Regions from separate parts of the Mus musculus genome. Here region 1 is linked to region 2. Evidence: chromatin loops called from intact Hi-C (ENCODE). Cell type or tissue: heart. All regions are shown on one strand.

Evidence for each region. A loop is a pair of places that touch in the nucleus more often than their neighbours do. Peaks named below come from ENCODE experiments on the same cell type or tissue, not always from the same donor. Only the 100,000 strongest peaks of a DNase experiment are listed, where the experiment ranks them.
Region 1: it touches region 2 in a loop (13-fold over the local background); 5 of 42 quality-filtered maps call a loop at or near these places.

Annotation. Positions count from the first base shown.
Region 1 is chrX:7,850,831-7,858,830 of GRCm38, forward strand. Otud5 (OTU domain containing 5) reads left to right here. Exons shown (of 9, transcript NM_138604.3): 2 at 5,474-5,567. Among named protein-coding and RNA genes, the nearest start is that of Otud5, 13 kb to the left of the region's middle. In heart, a CTCF peak has its summit at 3,951 (motif pointing right); no DNase peak of the experiment used is centred here.
Region 2 is chrX:8,013,672-8,021,671 of GRCm38, forward strand. Glod5 (glyoxalase domain containing 5) reads right to left here and starts at 4,821. Exons shown (of 4, transcript NM_027227.2): 1 at 4,746-4,821; 2 at 1,547-1,684. The coding sequence starts at 4,772. The region is part of intron 2 of Gm39488 (a long non-coding RNA gene); the gene reads left to right. In heart, CTCF peaks have their summits at 2,219, 3,680 (motif pointing left) and 6,658 (motif pointing left); no DNase peak of the experiment used is centred here.

The DNA of each region.
Region 1 (8,000 bases), 160 kb before region 2:
ATGGCGCATGCCTTTAATCCCAGCACTTGGGAGGCAGAGAGAGGCAGGAGGATTTCTGAGTTCGAGGCCAGCCTGGTCTACAAAGTGAGTTCCAGGACAGCCAGGGCTATACAGAGAAACCCTGTCTTGAAAAAAAAAAAAAAAGAGGAAGAAAAACAAAAACAAATGGCCTCTAGTCCTTTGACATATCTGAGATCTCTTTAACCAGGACTTAATTGTTCGCATTTCTGTATTCTGTTAGTCATCATTCCTACTAGAATAGACTGTTAAGCTCTACTTTGGCACTCTAGGTCTTCTGTAGCCCACAGAACTAAACCTTTTAAGATTCTTCCTGCAACCACCTCTAAATGCCTACAAATTGTATGGTCATGTATACACAGCAGTGACCCCACTTCTGGGTACTAACTTTATCTCTTTTCTCTTGTTGCTGTAACAGAATACCTGACAAAAGCAACTTAAGAGATTTATTTGAGGGGTACAGCCCCATCACAGTGGGCAAGGCATGGCAGTGGGAACGTAAGATAGCCTTTCATGTTGCATCAGGGAAGAAGTGAAGAATACTGATGCTCAACTTCCTCTTTCCTTTTCCCGTTTTTTATTCAGCCCGAGACCCCAGCCTATACGATGGTGTCATGTACATTCAGGTAATGAGTTAGACTTACCTGGCAACTCCCTGAAGAAATTCCCATCTAGAGTTGTCTTTTAAGTGATTCCAAGTCTAGTCAAGTTAAAAATAAACTTGCTGGGCATGGTGGCGCACGCCTTTAATCCCAGCACTTGGGAGGCAGAGGCAGGCTGATCTCTGACTTCGAGGCCAGCCTGGTCTACAGAGTGAGTTCCAGGACAGCCAGGGCTACACAGAGAAACCCTGTCTCGTAACACACCCGCCCCCAAAAATTAACATCCACACCTGAGATTGTGCCTAGACTCCAGTGTTCCAGTCACTTCTGCAAAACCCTTTTAAAAACACATACAGGTTTTAGGCATTAGGTCTGATATTTTCAGGTGGACATTATTCAGTCTAATCCAGATCGGGAGGGAATGGGAACTCATTAAGAGATGTCCTGCTGCTGGGTTAGGTATATGCACTGGTCTTACCATGTTTTCCACCAGCCGGAAGTAGTTGGCTTGATAGCACTTTGGAAAGATGTAGTTACAAACTGATAAGGTACTCCTTTAATCCCAGCACTCTCGGCAGGCAGATCTCTAGTAGTTTGAGGCCAGCCTGGTCTATATAGTGAGTTCAAAGACAGCCAGGGCTACATAGACCTTGTCTCATCTCCTCCCCTTCACTCTACTGGACAAAGTACTGCCTAGTATCCCACGTACTAGGAAGTGTATATTCCCATTTCACAGATTGGAACACTATGGCTCAAAGCAGTTCATCACTTGGCTTTTATTTGGTAGAACTGCATTGAAACCTAAATCAGTGGTTCCATAGCCTATTCTAACTTCTCTTAGGCTTTTAGGTGTTTTTGTTTGTTTGTTTGTTTTTGGTTTTTCAAGATAGGGTTTCTCTGTATAGCCCTGGCTGTCCTGGAACTCACTCTGTAGACCAGGCTGGCCTCGAACTCAGAAATTCAAGTTTTGCCTCTGCCTCCGGAGTGTTGGGATTAAAGGCGTGCACCACCACCGCCTGGTGGCTTTTACGTTGTTAAACCAGCTTTTAAACAGGGTCCTGTCTTAACTCCTGGGATACTATGGTATCAGAGAGCTTTGTCTAGTCCTTTTGCTAAGGCTTAGAGATGGGGAGAGAGACTCTGCTCCAGGATTGGTCTTGAACATGTAAAGTTCAGGATTGAGACTTGATCTTCTCGGGTCAGGACACCAATACAGAATACATCTACAGATTGTTGGACTGTTCTCCAGCCTTCTAGCACTTCCTAAACATCTTCTTCCCAAAGTGAGAGAGGAAGAAAGCTAGAGCTCTAGGTTTTCAAACTGTGATACGAAGGCCAGTGGATGCTTAGTGATACATCCTCTAGATGCAGGCCTAGATGCCATAGTTATCGTAGGACCCACACTCTATTTGTGCAAAAGGTCTGTCTAGTCAGACTTCCTTTATTTTTAGGCACATCAGAACTCCTCCAGGACTTGCTACCAGGCATGTGTCACCGCTCATGGTACATCATGTGCTGTGTCTCTACTACTAGGCTTTGCTACTACCCTGACTGCAGCTCCTTTCTGCCTTTGTAAAGTGTGGGTAATGCTGCTTCCTGCCACTTGGGTTGCAGTGAGGACAATGAAATGAGGTCACTTTTGTATCTGGCACCTGGCATAGGACAAAGCACTCAGCTAATATGAGTTCATCCTTTCTGGCTTTTCCCTGCTTAGCTGCCTAGTTTTGCTTGCGTCTTTGCTCTCCTATACACATTGCCAGGCTTTGAGCATCTCTGGTGCTTGGTGACAGAAATGACTTTATTTCTTATCCACTTATCAAGCAAGTTTTGATCCTTTGCTCAAGTGCCAGCTTTAATGTCAGGGTAAGGTCTCTTCCTGCTTCACAAAAGCAAGGGAGCATTCATTTGTTTTGCAGCCCCACTCAAACTGTACGTCATCACTGCGTATTTCTGTACCCTTCCCTTCAAAGTTTACCAGGGTAGAGACGGAAGTCTGATTCATTTTTCTGTCTTCATTGTCCATCCCAGAATGACTCCTATTTTGTGAGATGAGAACTAGGCCCCCTCTTTTTCTCTTTGTATCCCTTCTATCTTCCTCATCTACCTTGGAGAATGCTGTTCTCCCCCCTTTAACTCTCCCTATTTTAAGGTATGGGGCTATGGTTAAAAGTTTCTTTTCTGAGGCAGAGGCAGGCGGATTTCTGAGTTGGAGGCCAGCCTGGTCTACAAAGTAAGTTCCAGGACAGCCAGGGCTATACAGAGAAACCCTGTCTCGGAAAACCAAAAAAAAAAAAAAAAAAAAAAGTTTCTTTTCTGGGCACCCCTTGACAGGCTAGGCCTTGTGAGTCTTGGAGATGGCTAAAAATGTGGGCAAACGATGAACTTCTATGACAGTGCACAGCCTCCAGGGCAGGATGAGCACCCGTGCTGCTGGAAGGTTGTGCACAGATGGGTTTGTGCTACCCAGGGAAGCACATTAAAGGCTTACAGGTATATTTGTCATCTCTGCAAATGACGCGACACCTTCCTGATGTAGTGGCCCCAGAGGGTGGGGCTGGCTAGGTTTTCCTTTGTCTATGTTCATCCTCTTTCTAGACACTCACCTAGGACTTCTTGAGTGGACATCATCTCTTTTTTTGGGGGGGGGAGCTGGCCTCATCTCTGCCCCCCACCAGTGCTGGAATTAAAAGCATGCCCTACCATGCCAGGTTTGTATCTCTCTCTCTCTCTCTCTCTCTCTCTCTCTCTCTCTCACACACACACACACACACACACACAAAGATTTATTTATTCATTTAATGTATATGAGTACACTGTTGCTGTCTTCAGACACACCAGCAGAGAGCATCAGATCCCATTACAGATGGTTGTGAGCCACCATGTTGTTGCTGGGAGTTGAACTCGGGACCTCTGGAAGAGCAGTCAGCAGTCTCAACCACTGAGCCATCTCTCCAGCCCTTGTACATCGCTTTTTGTTGGTCTTTTCCTCTTTTATGTTTAGTGACCACCTCACCAGTATAGGCTATTACAGAGCCAACCTCCTGCTCTCTTGGCAGATGTGTTGAGAAGACCAAATGCTTCTCAGTTTGTAACTGGTATGAGTTTAGGCAGCTTCCCTACAACCAGAAAACACTGCAGTGATGGAGCTGGCTGGGTTTAGACCTCCGGACACTATGCCTACTCTGGTTTTTCTACCCATTTCCTGTAGTGGGGTACAAAAATGGCCCTTTGTGATCAACTTTAGCAGGGAGCCTATAAGTTCCTAGGAACAGGGCTTCCTATTTTGTAGTGCAGCTGTGTTGCTAGGTCAAGCTGTCTGCTTCTGGCAGCCAGCAGATGGCGTGAGAGGCCTGAGAAAGATCTGCTTCTGCCTCCTTTTGAAATGGAAATGTTTTAAGTTGTCAAGGTCATTATTATTATTATTTTAATCTAGAAGTATGAGTTTGTATATGTTGATTAACCAAACACTTTGGAATCAAATGTGATTTGAATTTTAGGAACTACTCAGAATTTCAATTTCCTGGTGTTTATACTTTATATTATATAATACTTTAACAGGCTGAAGAAGCACCTCATGATCAAGTGCCTAAATGTTTCTGTGGGAAAATGTTTGAGCCTTCACCCTCAAGTAGGGTATTTGGTATATTCTGTTTAGGTTATGATGGGACATGAATTAGATGAAGACTTTGAGTTTTCTGTATTTCTTTCTTTCTTTCTTTTTTTCTTTATTCTTTTTTTTTGGGGGGGGTTGTTTGTTTGTTTTTTGAGACAGGGTTTCTCTTTATAGCCCTGGCTGTCCTGGAACTCACTTTGTAAACCAGGCTGGCCTCGAACTCAGAAATCCTCCTGCCTCTGCCTCCCAAGTGCTGGGATTAAAGGCGTGCGCCACCACGTCGGGCTTTGTATTTTTTCAGGTCTTTTGATGTTCAAAGCATTTAGAGATTTGGAATTTCAGATAATTGTATATCTTTATCTTCTGTATGTGAGTATACCATTGCTGTCTTCAGACGCATCAGAAGAGGGCATCTGATCCCATTACAGATGGTTGTGAGCCACCATGAGGTTGCTGGGAATTGAACTCAGGACCTCTGGAAGAGCAGTCAGGGCTTTTGACTGCTGAGCCATCTCTGTAGCCCCTAGGGATTATATATATATTTGTTTGTTTTTTGAGACAGGGTTTATCTGTATAGCTGTAGCTGTCCTGGAACTCACTCTGTAGACCAGGCTAGCCTCGAACTCAGAAATCCACCTGCCTCTGCCTCTCAAGTGCTGGGATTAAAGGTGTGTGCCACCATTGCCCGGCTAGGGATTATATTTTATTGTCTACTTTTTTTTCAATTTTGTGATATATATATATATATATATATATATATCATACATATACACACATATATACATATACACATACATATTTATGTTTATATTTATTTATTTAATTTATATATGTGAGTACATTGTTGAACTCAGGACCTTTGGAAGAACAGTCAGTGCTCTGAAGCACTGAACCATCTCTCCAGCCCGGGAAACTTTTTACTAGAACACCACATTCTCCATCTAGGAACTTATGAGGTCTAGGTCCCTGGCTGCCTGGGCCAGGTCTTGCAAGATTGAGAGCAGGGCTCTGAAAGTAGATGAAGTTTCTGTTTTCAGGGAATCTGGGGCCTCCCTGGGATTGTCTTGTCCTTGTCCATAGACTTAAGTCTCCTGCTTTGTAGTCACAGAGTAGTCAAGAAGGGCTGTGAACTTTCCAGTATCCTTTTGGCCAATCACCTGGTCTTCTCAGGAACTTGAAGGCAGCACCTGGAGAAGGGTATGGGCTTCCCTGTTGCTGATCTTCCTACTTTTTCCTCCAGCAGGAACACTGGTTTGAAAAGGCCTTGCGGGACAAGAAAGGCTTCATCATCAAGCAGATGAAGGAGGACGGTGCCTGTCTATTTCGGGCTGTAGGTGAGTCTCTATCTTGGTTTTGAGGGCTGAGGGGCTTAAGGCTTCTGAGCTGTGTCCTAGTAGTCAGTAGCAGTCCTTGAGACAGGATTGTGGCAGAGGTAACTGCTTGATATTTTAGGATAAACAGGCGCGGAGCTCTTGTTAACGTTTGGCCTCTGGTGTTGGATTGTGTTAAATGAGTAATGATAACAGCAATTGTAGTGATAAAGGGACACCACTGTTGACATACTGCTCTGCCAAGATTCCAGGAAACCCACTTATTCTGTCAGTTAGGTAGGTGGTCGGTTGGTTGGTTAGTTTTCAAGTCAGTGTTTTCTCTGTGTAGCCCTCCCTGTCCTGGAATTTGCTCTGTAGACCAGGCTGGCCTGGAACTCTGAGATCTGCCTGCCTGTGCCTTCTGAGTGCTGGGATTAAAGGTGTGCACCACCACCTGGTGTGGAAACCCTTTTATTAACCCCAAGTCCAGGTGAACGTGAGACTGAAAAATGTCTCAGAAGTGGGGAGTGACTAGTCTAAGGTTATACAAAAGTATGTAGAGTCAGGATTTTGTGTGTGGATTAACTGTATCATATTGTCACTTTGGTGTTTCTCTGGTATCGTATATTGCGGATGGTGCATATTTAGTGCCTGTGTTTATGCTTGTGTATATAATAAAATTGGGCATGGTGAAGCAGTTTTTCTCCCAGCATTCAGGAGGCAAAAGCAGGGTGGATCTCTTTGAGTTCAAGGACAGTCTGGTCTACATTGCAAGTTCTATGACAGCCAAAGCTTATATTTGTCTTGTCTAAAAAAGAAAAATCTAGATCTTTACAAATTTCTATATTAGAGTTTTTTGTCTTTTAACTTGCACAAAAGTAGAGAAAACAGTGAACCCTTTCAGATTTAGTGACGTAGCTTCACAAAGTGATTAACACATGGATAGCCTTACTTTATGAACTATATCGTATTATCATTTCATTCATAAATATTTCTCTATGCTTCTTTTTAAAGATTTATTTATTTATTTTATGTATATGAGTACACTGTAGCTGTACAGATGGTTGTGAGCCTTCATGTGGTTGTTGGGAATTGAATTTAGGACCTCTGCTTGCTCTGGTCAACCCCCGTCACTCAGGTTGACCCTGCTCAGTCCTACTAGCTCTGGCCCAAAGATTTATTTATCATTATAAAAAAGTACACTGTAGCTGTCTTCAGATGCACCAGAAGAGGGTGTCAGGTCTCATTATGGGTGGTTGTGAGCCACCATGTGGTTGCTGGGATTTGAACTCAGAAAGAGCAGTCAGTGCTCTTACCCACTGAACCATCTTGCCAGCCCCTTCTCTGTTTCTTTCTTTTTTCTTTTTCTTTTATTTTTTTCCGAGACAGGGTTTCTCTGTATAGCCCTGGCTGTCCTGGAACTCACTTTGTAGACCAGGCTGGCCTTGAACTCAGAAATCTGCCTGCCTCTGCCTCCCAAGTGCTAGGATTAAAGACGTGCGCCACCACTGCCCGGCCTTCTCTGTGCTTCTTTAACAGATACATCTATATTGTTTTCTCTTGTTTTCATATAAGTAAAGTCCTGTTGTCATACCTAAAAAATTTTTTTTCTTTCCTGAGACAGAGTCTTGTTCTCTAGCCCAGGCTAGCTTGGAACTTGGAATAATCCTTCTTCAGCCTCTTTTTTTTTTTTTTTTAAAGATTTGTTTCTTTATTATATGTAAGTACACAGTAGCTGTCTTCAGACACACCAGAAGAGGGAGTCAGATCTTGTTACGGATGGTTGTGAGCCACCATGTGGTTGCTGGGATTTGAACTCAGGACCTTTGGAAGAACAGTCGGTGCTCTTAACCTCTGAGCCATCTCACCAGCCCCTTTTTCAGCCTCTTAAGAGCTGAAATTATAGATGTAAGTCGGTATGTACAACTAAGAATTGGTAAATTTTTTTTGAGACTCTGGTCGTCCTGGCTGTTCTGGAACTTTCTGTGTAAACTAGGTTGGCCTTAAATTCTCAGAGGTCACCTGCCTTAGCCTCTCAATTGCTGGGGTTAAAGTCATATGCTACTGTGCCAGCTTAGAATTAGTAATTTCTTGATATTGTCTGTTAAGCCTGAGCTAGATCTTTGACCAAACAAGGAGTTTTGAAATCCCATACTGACATGAAGGGATCCTAGATTGTGGCCTGTTCTCTCCTCCCACACCAGTGGTTCTGCTATCTTCGAAGGAAAATTGTTCCCTGACATTTTTGAACTGGGAATCAGAAGATGTGGCTCTTAGGCTGGCTGTCTCCCCATCGGTGAAATGGGTGCTCCCTGGGCTCCATCAGTTCTTTCTAGGTCTGCTCTTGGTTTCTCGGTGATCCGCATGTTTGTTATAAGCTGTTTGGTCCTTAGCAAGTGTCTCTTCTTTCTTAATCCTCTTTCATTAGTTGAAGAGTGGGTTAAAGGACTCCCCTGT
Region 2 (8,000 bases):
TCCGCACTGTTGTTATTCTCTGCATCTTAGGAAGCCTGAATGTATTCATCGCCTTTCTTTGGAGGGAGAGGCTTCTCTGATTAAGGCTGGGAACGGCTTTTGTTCTGGGAGTAGGGACCACATGGAGAGATGCTGAGGCAGAGCTGGAGGCGGGGCAGGAGTGCTTTCCCAGAATCTTAAAAGTATAGTTCTATTGTTTCCTGGCCTCTGGTGGGACTCAAGAACCCTAACATTTGCATCTTTCTTTTTCTTTTGTAGATGAGCCACTTTTTAATCTCTTGGCCAACTCTTAAGATTCACTTTTTCAGTGTGGTGTTCTACAATTCCCACAGGGCATATCTGAATGTTGATACGCTGAATACATAGTTAACGCTTTGTGTATAAAGGCTGCAAAGTTCTCTTGTACTTTTTTTTTTTTTTTAGACCAGGGACCTTGAACTAACAAGACCTCTCGCTTTAGTTCTCTGGTGCTTTGACCCTCTCTCCAAATGTCTCCTTGTTTGTATTTTGAAATCTCTTCCATTGATCCTTTTACCTTTTCTCTACTATTTCCTGTGTCTGGGGGCTTGGAGTTTATAAATAAAATAAAATAAAATAAAATAAAACATTTTGGGCCAGGCTCAGTATTTAATGCATGCTAGGCAAATATCAATCACAAATACTCAATACAGCACCTGTGTGTAAAAAAAAAAAAGTCCCCTCAGGGCCAGGCAGTGGTGGTACAGTCAAGCCTGTATTCCCCCCACTTGGGAGGTATAGGGTAACAAATCTCTGTGAGTTCGAGGCCAGACTGGTCTACTACAAAGTAAGTTCTAGGACAGCCAGGGCTATATACAAAGAAACTGTCATAAAGCAACAACAAATCCACAGCCCTTTAATTAGATTTATAGTATTATTATAAATTATTTTTACGACAGTATCTCACCAGGCAGTAGTTGTACATGCCTTTAATCCCAGCATTAGGAGGTTGAGGCAGGAGGTCTCAGAACTTAAGGATAGCCAGGGCTATCCAGAAAAAAACCCTGTCTCAAAAAACAAGTAAGCAAAGAAATAGCCAATGTTGTATCCCAGGATGGTCTCCATCTTGCTAAATAGCCAAGGATGATCTTGGACTTTCCATTCTCTTGTGTCCATCTCTCCAGTTACCTGCATACTTGGTTTACGGGGTACTGGGGTATGAACAAGGGTGTTGTGTGTATAGGGCAATCTATTGGCTGAGTGATATCCTTTGCCATAAAATGTCATCAGACTTTAATGGAGGAAGCTGGGGAGATGGCGTAGTTAGTAAAATGTTTGCAACACAGGAAGAGGACCTGAGTTCAGATTCCCAGAACCTGTGTAAAAACGTCAGTGCGGCAGCATCTACTCTGAACCCAGTGCTGGAAGGCTGAGACGGGAGTCTCCTTGGGCTCCCTAGCCTTTCTGTCTAGCTAAATCAGAGCTCTGGCCTACACCTGCAGATGCAGCGGATATACATATATATATGTACACACAACACACACACACTTTAATGCACTTGAAGTTTTGAATATAGGGACATGATTACCTTGAAAGTAGTGACCTCCATGCCCAGGATCTTGGAATAAAACATGGTGGTGTCTTCAATGTTCTTTACAGTCATCACAATGTGGTCAAGTCTACAGATAAGACACGGGGAAGGGATCTGGCTGCTGCTTCTCCATAACTAAAATGTAAAAACAACAGCAACAACAATAACAACAACAAAGGAACAAACCTTAAAACTCGGAAAAAGCCAAATTGCCACCAGACACTTCCAAGTGTTCTTCTCCGTTTCCATCACCTGCCCAAGCGCCATGATCCTCCTCATCCTTATTCCAAGGGGAAAACTCCTTCAAGAAAAATCTCTGTAAAGTTGTTGCTCTAGGGGCTGGAGAGGTGTCTCAGTGGTTAAGAGCACTGACTGCTCTTCCAGAGGATCTGAGTTCAATTCTCAGCAACCACATGGTGGCTCACAACCATCTGTAATGGGATCAGATGCCCTCTTCTGGGGTGTCTGAAGACAGCTACTGTGTACTCACATACATTAAATAAATAAAATCTCTTTTTAAAGAAAAAGTGGGGGGAAACAATCAAATAGGGACTGGAGAGATGGCTCAGGAGTTAAGAGCACTGGCTTCAGGGTGCGATTCCCAGCAGCCACGTGACAGCTCCCAACTAGCTGCTCTAACTCCAGCTCCGGGGGATCTTCTCCCCTCTCCTGGCCGCTTAGGATACTGCATACAGGAGGCACACCGACACACTCCCATTCTCATAAAATAATCAAATTAAAGTAAATATTTAAGGCCAGACATGGTGGCACGTTTTTAACTTCCCACAATGCTTGCACTTTCCAGCACTGGGAGCGGTGGGATTAACCTACAGAAGGCAAAATAGAGGGGCCCAGAGAATAACTAACTGGCCTGCCTCCTGTGCATCAGTCTCAGGCTGATGGGTTTGGGGCTGAAGGTGACAAAGTGCTTTAGTCAGGGGCTGGGGTTCCCTTCCTTTTCCTCCTGCTAGAGAAAGGAGAAGACTAGGAAAGTGGAATTTATCTCTTGTGAAGACAAGATTCAGAGCACCCCTCAACCCCCCAGCTCCCTCCTTTTCTGATCTGCAGCTATAGCTGTGGGCTGGGTAGGGCTAGAGAGCCGATGCAGAGGTGAGAGCTCTGACTGCTCTTGCAAAAAGGACTGGGGTTCAACTTCCCAGCGCCCACATGGTGGCTCACAGCTCTCTGTATCTGCAGTTCCAGGGAATCCATGCACAGACACACATCCAGGCAAAACACCCAAACGCACGTCACAAGAAAAGGAAGAGCCGGGCGTGGTGGCGCACACCTTTAATCCCATCACTCGGAGACAGAGGTAGGCAGATGTCTGAGTCTACAAAGTGAGTTCCAGGGCAGCCAGGTCTACACAGAGAAACCCTGTCTCGGAAAAAAAAATGACGCCAAGTGTGCTGCTGTGCCCCTGTAATCTCAACACTTGAGAAGCTGAGGCAGGAGAATGACGAGTTTCAAGATCAACTAAGCACTGCGGTGAGACCTTTTCTCCAAAACAAAGTAAAACTACAGAACGAGGGTATATTGCTGGACCTGGGTTCGGTTTCCTGCACCCACGTGGTGGTCCACAACTGTCTGTAACTGTACTGGCCCCTACAATCACTGCATACACGTGGTACACATGTATTCATTGCAGGCAAGATACTCATACACATAGCATAAAAAATGGGGGTTTTGTTTGTCTGGTTTTTTTGAGACAGGACTTCTCTGTGCAGTCCTGGCTGTTCACACTGACTTTGGAGACCAGGCTGACCTCAAACTCAGAGATCCACCTACCTCTGCCTTCCTAGTGCTGGAATTAAAGGCCTGTGCCACCACCTCCTGGCACAAAATTAATTGTTTTAAAGGAAAAATGTCTGTGCATGCGAGCCATTCAGATATCTACTTGGGAAACAGTCAGTTTCCCAAACCCTAAACCAACCAACTAACCAAAGAAGTAACTAAGGGGCATTCAGGCCCCTGGAAGAGAAAGCTGTATATTTTGTTTTAGGTTTTCCAATCCTATTTGGGGCTCCGTGTTCACAGCTTTCCCAAAGGACCAGAATTTGATTCCTAGTACTCATGCTAGGCAGCTTACAAAGGCTTGTAACCCCCGACTCCACGGGATTTGGTGCCCTCTTCTGGCCACTATAGGCAGCTGCACTAACATACACATGAATTAAAAATAGTCCTGTTGAAAATGTTTGTTGAATCTGTATGAGCGCCCTGTTTAGTTCCTGATATAACTACTTTATGCTTTTCTCCTCGTGTCTATGGTGTAAAGAGAAATTACTAGTATTTTCTGAATCTGATTGAAGCAGCAGCCCTGAACATAGCCGATTTTTATTGCACATTTGCTTTCTCTTTCCATCTCTGTGCTCATCTCTCCCCTCTTATTTATTTTAATGGTTTAAGCAAAGCTGTTCATTTCCCAGTTCCGGTCACTGACTTTCAGGATTTTCTATTTTATTTTATTATTATTTATTTATTTGATTTGTTTTTTATTTTTTTCGAGACAGCGTTTCTCTGTATAGCCCTGGCTGTCCTGGAACTCACCAGGCTGGCCTCGAACTCAGAAATCTGCCTGCCTCTGCCTCCTGAATGCTGGGATTAAAGGAGTGCACCACCACACCCAGCTAGGATTTTTTATTTTTTATTTTTACTTTTGCAATCTGCATTTCTATCTGCATGGTTCCCCCGAAGTACTGCTTTTGGGGCACCCCCAGTGCTGAGGGTCTAGAAAATAAGCTCATCCATTTCTCTGAGTAGTCAGTGCCCTGGACAGCACGGCCTCCCTCCTTTGGTCTGCTCCAGAGTCCTCTTAAAGGTTCCCTCCAGCCTTTCAGGGCCTCTGAGTCTTTTGACCAGCTTCAAGGTCATTGTTTCTCGGGGGCCCTTCTGACACAGCTCTGTCCTGAGTGCCTCATGGGCATTCTCCAGGAACCACCTTTGGGTGTCTCTACGTGTCTGAAGCTGAACTGTCTCCCCAGTGAAGCACCCAGAGAGAGCGGCCAACCCTTAAACCCGAGCCCTCCACAAGCCCAAGCAGGGCTTCTGCTGCCCTCTGGTTATCTTTAAGAAAAGCCCAAGGAAGCTAAAGCCACAAGGGTGTCCCTGAGAAGGAAAGCAAGTCAGCAGACCCAGGTTGGGTACCCCCAGCCTGGTCAATACTCATGCCCCAAAGCCTCCACGACCCCACACTTACCTGACTTTCAGATGTTGGATCACACATCTTTCCTGGTAGACTGGAAGGCAGGTAGGTTGGGGCTGAGGCTGGCTCTGTGCCTGGAGATCAAGGGGCAGGAATGGGAGGTGCTAGCTGAGGACATTGGGTGTGGACAGAGGCAGGAGGTGAAAAGCAGGAAGACTAACTGAAACTCGGGGTACAGCTTAGTGGTACAACAGTGCTGAAGAAACCCTGGGTTCTACTTCTAGCAGTGCAAAACCAAGCCAAACACTGCCAGCCTTGAGAATAAAAGTACAAATATAAGTGCTTCCTCTTTTGAGGAGCTGAGGGTCTTGATAAGTTGTTGAGATTGGTCCCTAATGGTCCTTCTCTGTCAACTGCCAGATGTGTCACGTCCTGCTAAGCAATCATCCATAAGAACACAGAAAACCAGGAAAGCACCCATCGAGAGTGTTGAGACTAGCAGTGCCCTATGAGAGAGCTCCGATCCACCTTGTAGTGTGTGACTAGGATGGAGTGTCTGAAAGAGTTGCTTGTGGGTCTGCAGCTGAGTGAGGATTCTTTTAAATGGCTATGGGTGTTTTGCCTGCTTTCATGTCTCTGCACTACATTCATGCTTTCCGATTGCAGAGGATAGAAGATGGCATTGGATATCCTGGAACTGGCCTTACAGACAACTGGTTGTACGCTAGCTACCACATGCAGATTGGGAATCAAACCTAGGTACTCCAGAAGAGCAGCAGATGCTTTTAACTGCTAAACCATCTCTCTAGTCCTGAGCTAAGATTTTTTTTTTTTTGAAAGGGGGTCTCGCTGTATTTGAAGCCTCACAATTCCTATCCACGCTTGGTCCCCTCCCCACCCCACCACTATTTGCTTCGCTTTCACAAGCTTTCTATCTATGGGTTACCTATCAGGACCAGGGTTAGGTGAGTCTGAGATTTTTGCCTCTGGGTACATACCTGGGTGCCCTGGGTGTTATTAAACATATGGTTTTCCTTTAAAAATTATTTCCAAGGCCTATAATCCTAGCTACTCAAAAGGCTGGAGCAAAAGGAGCAAAAATTTGAGGCCAGGGTACTGGCTTAAAGCTTAGGAGCTCTGGCTATGCTTCCAGAGGACCACAGTTCAATCCTCAGCCCCAACATGGTGAGGGCTATAACTCTAGTCCCTAGGAATCCAACTCCCTCTTCTGGCCTCCTCAGGCAGCGTACATCCAAGTGGTACAAAGACATACATGCTAGCAAAATATGTCTGCCCATAAAATAATGTTTTAAAAAAATTCAAGACAACCTGGGCAAATCATTAAGATCATCTCTGAAAATAAAATTTTAAAAAATTGCAGGGGTTGGGGATTTAGCTCAGTTGTAGAGCACTTGCCTAGCAAGTGCAAGGCCCTGGGTTTGGTCCTCAGCTCTGGAAAAAAAAAATGCTAGGGACATTTAGCGTTAGCAGTAGCATGTTTGCCTGGCTCCAGGTTCAATTGCCAGCACAGGGGGGCGGGGGGGGGGCAAGTTTTGTAGAGCCAGGCTGGAGCACAGATCTGCAATTCCAGCCTCCGGGAAGCCAAGGCAGAAGTGTGAGTTCCAGACCAGCCTGGGTGACAGAGTAAATTCTATAGTGAAACTCTATCTCCAAAAAGGCTGGGCATGTAGTGGAGCTCAATGACTCAGTAGTAGACTGCCCTGGCAGTACCAGGCTCTGGACTTGATCACCAGCATGGGAAATAAAGATGCAAGTGAGTGCCACCTACTTCTAGGGACTACACAGGTCATCCCTGCCCCATCCACAAAGTGACTATTTAGGGGGGCTAGAGAGATGTCTCAGTGGTTAAGAGCACTGGCTGCTCTTCCAAAAGTTCTGAGTTCAATCCCCAGCAACCACATGGTGGCTTATGACCATCTGTGATGAGTTTGGATGCCCTCTTCTGGCATGCAGGTGTAATGCAGACAGCATTCATATATGTAAAACAAATAAATCTTTTTTAAAAAGTGGCTTTCATTGGAGTCAGTTCCAGCTGTTTAGTTTTAGATACTTTCCTGTGGGCTCATGAGCATGTGGGCTGTGTGTGCTCACATCTGGCTTTCTTTTGCTTGTCTTGTAAAGGGCACTTCACTCTGCATGTGGATACACAGAGCGCTTGTATTGTGCATTGTACTTAGTGGATGCTCTGTGTCCAATAGGAAGCCAACATCCTCCACAGCACTCAGCAACAGTCATTGACTATGAATGGTGCTTCTTTGTTCTTTTTGAGATGGAGTCTCTTTATGTAGCTGCCTAGGATGGTCTTTGGCTCACAGAAACCTGACGTATAGGTGGGTATTTATTAGATTTTCCCCACTAAGGCTTCTCTTCAGTTTTAGGCTTTTTTTTCTAAATTAAATTTTAAATGTATGCATATGTGTGTGTATGTGCCACATGTGTGCAGGTGCCCATGGAGACTAGAAGAAGGTGTCAAAGCCCCTGGAGCCAGAGTTACAGGCAGTTTCAAGCTGCCTGGCGTATAGGTGTTGAGATCTGAACTTGGGTCCTCTGGAAGAGCAGTAAGCACATAACCTCCGTGCCACAAATCTTTTGCCTTTCACAGGGTTTCCTCATCAGCCCTATAAGCCCTGTGTCCACTGCTTCGTGCACTTATGTAAAACTGTCGGGTGTGTTACTAAGGATACTTCCGAGGAACAGAACCAACATACTAATTATTTAAAAGCACTAGCTCATATTATTATGGAAGCTGAAAAATCCCGTAAGCCACCTGAAAGCTGGGGACCTATGACAGCCAGAAGGACAATGAGAGAAGTTCAATTAGGGTTAAGAGAACATTCCAGCCATCCGGCAGAAGGAGCATATCCCCCTTCTTCTGTTTTTTTGTTCTATTCAGACCAGACCCTCAGTGAGTTGGACAAAGCCATTCACAAAGATGGAGGGCCATCTGCATAGACTTCAACACACCCAGAAATGATGTTTAACTGGGGCATCTTTCATCCCAGCTAATATGACACTTAAAATTATCCAGCAAAGCTCACCTGTGGTGGTTTGAATAAGGATGGCCCTCATAGGTTATTTGAATGCTTGGTCATCGGGGAATGGCACTATTTGAGAAAGATCGGGTGTGGCCTTCTTGGAGAAAGTATGTCATGGGAGTGGGCTTTGAGGTTTCAAAAGCCCAAGCCAGTACCAGCCCCTATCGTTTCTCCCTGCCTATAGATCTGGGTGTAGTACTCAACTATATCTCCAGTGCCATGATGCCATGCTTGTGCCATGCTCCCCCATAAT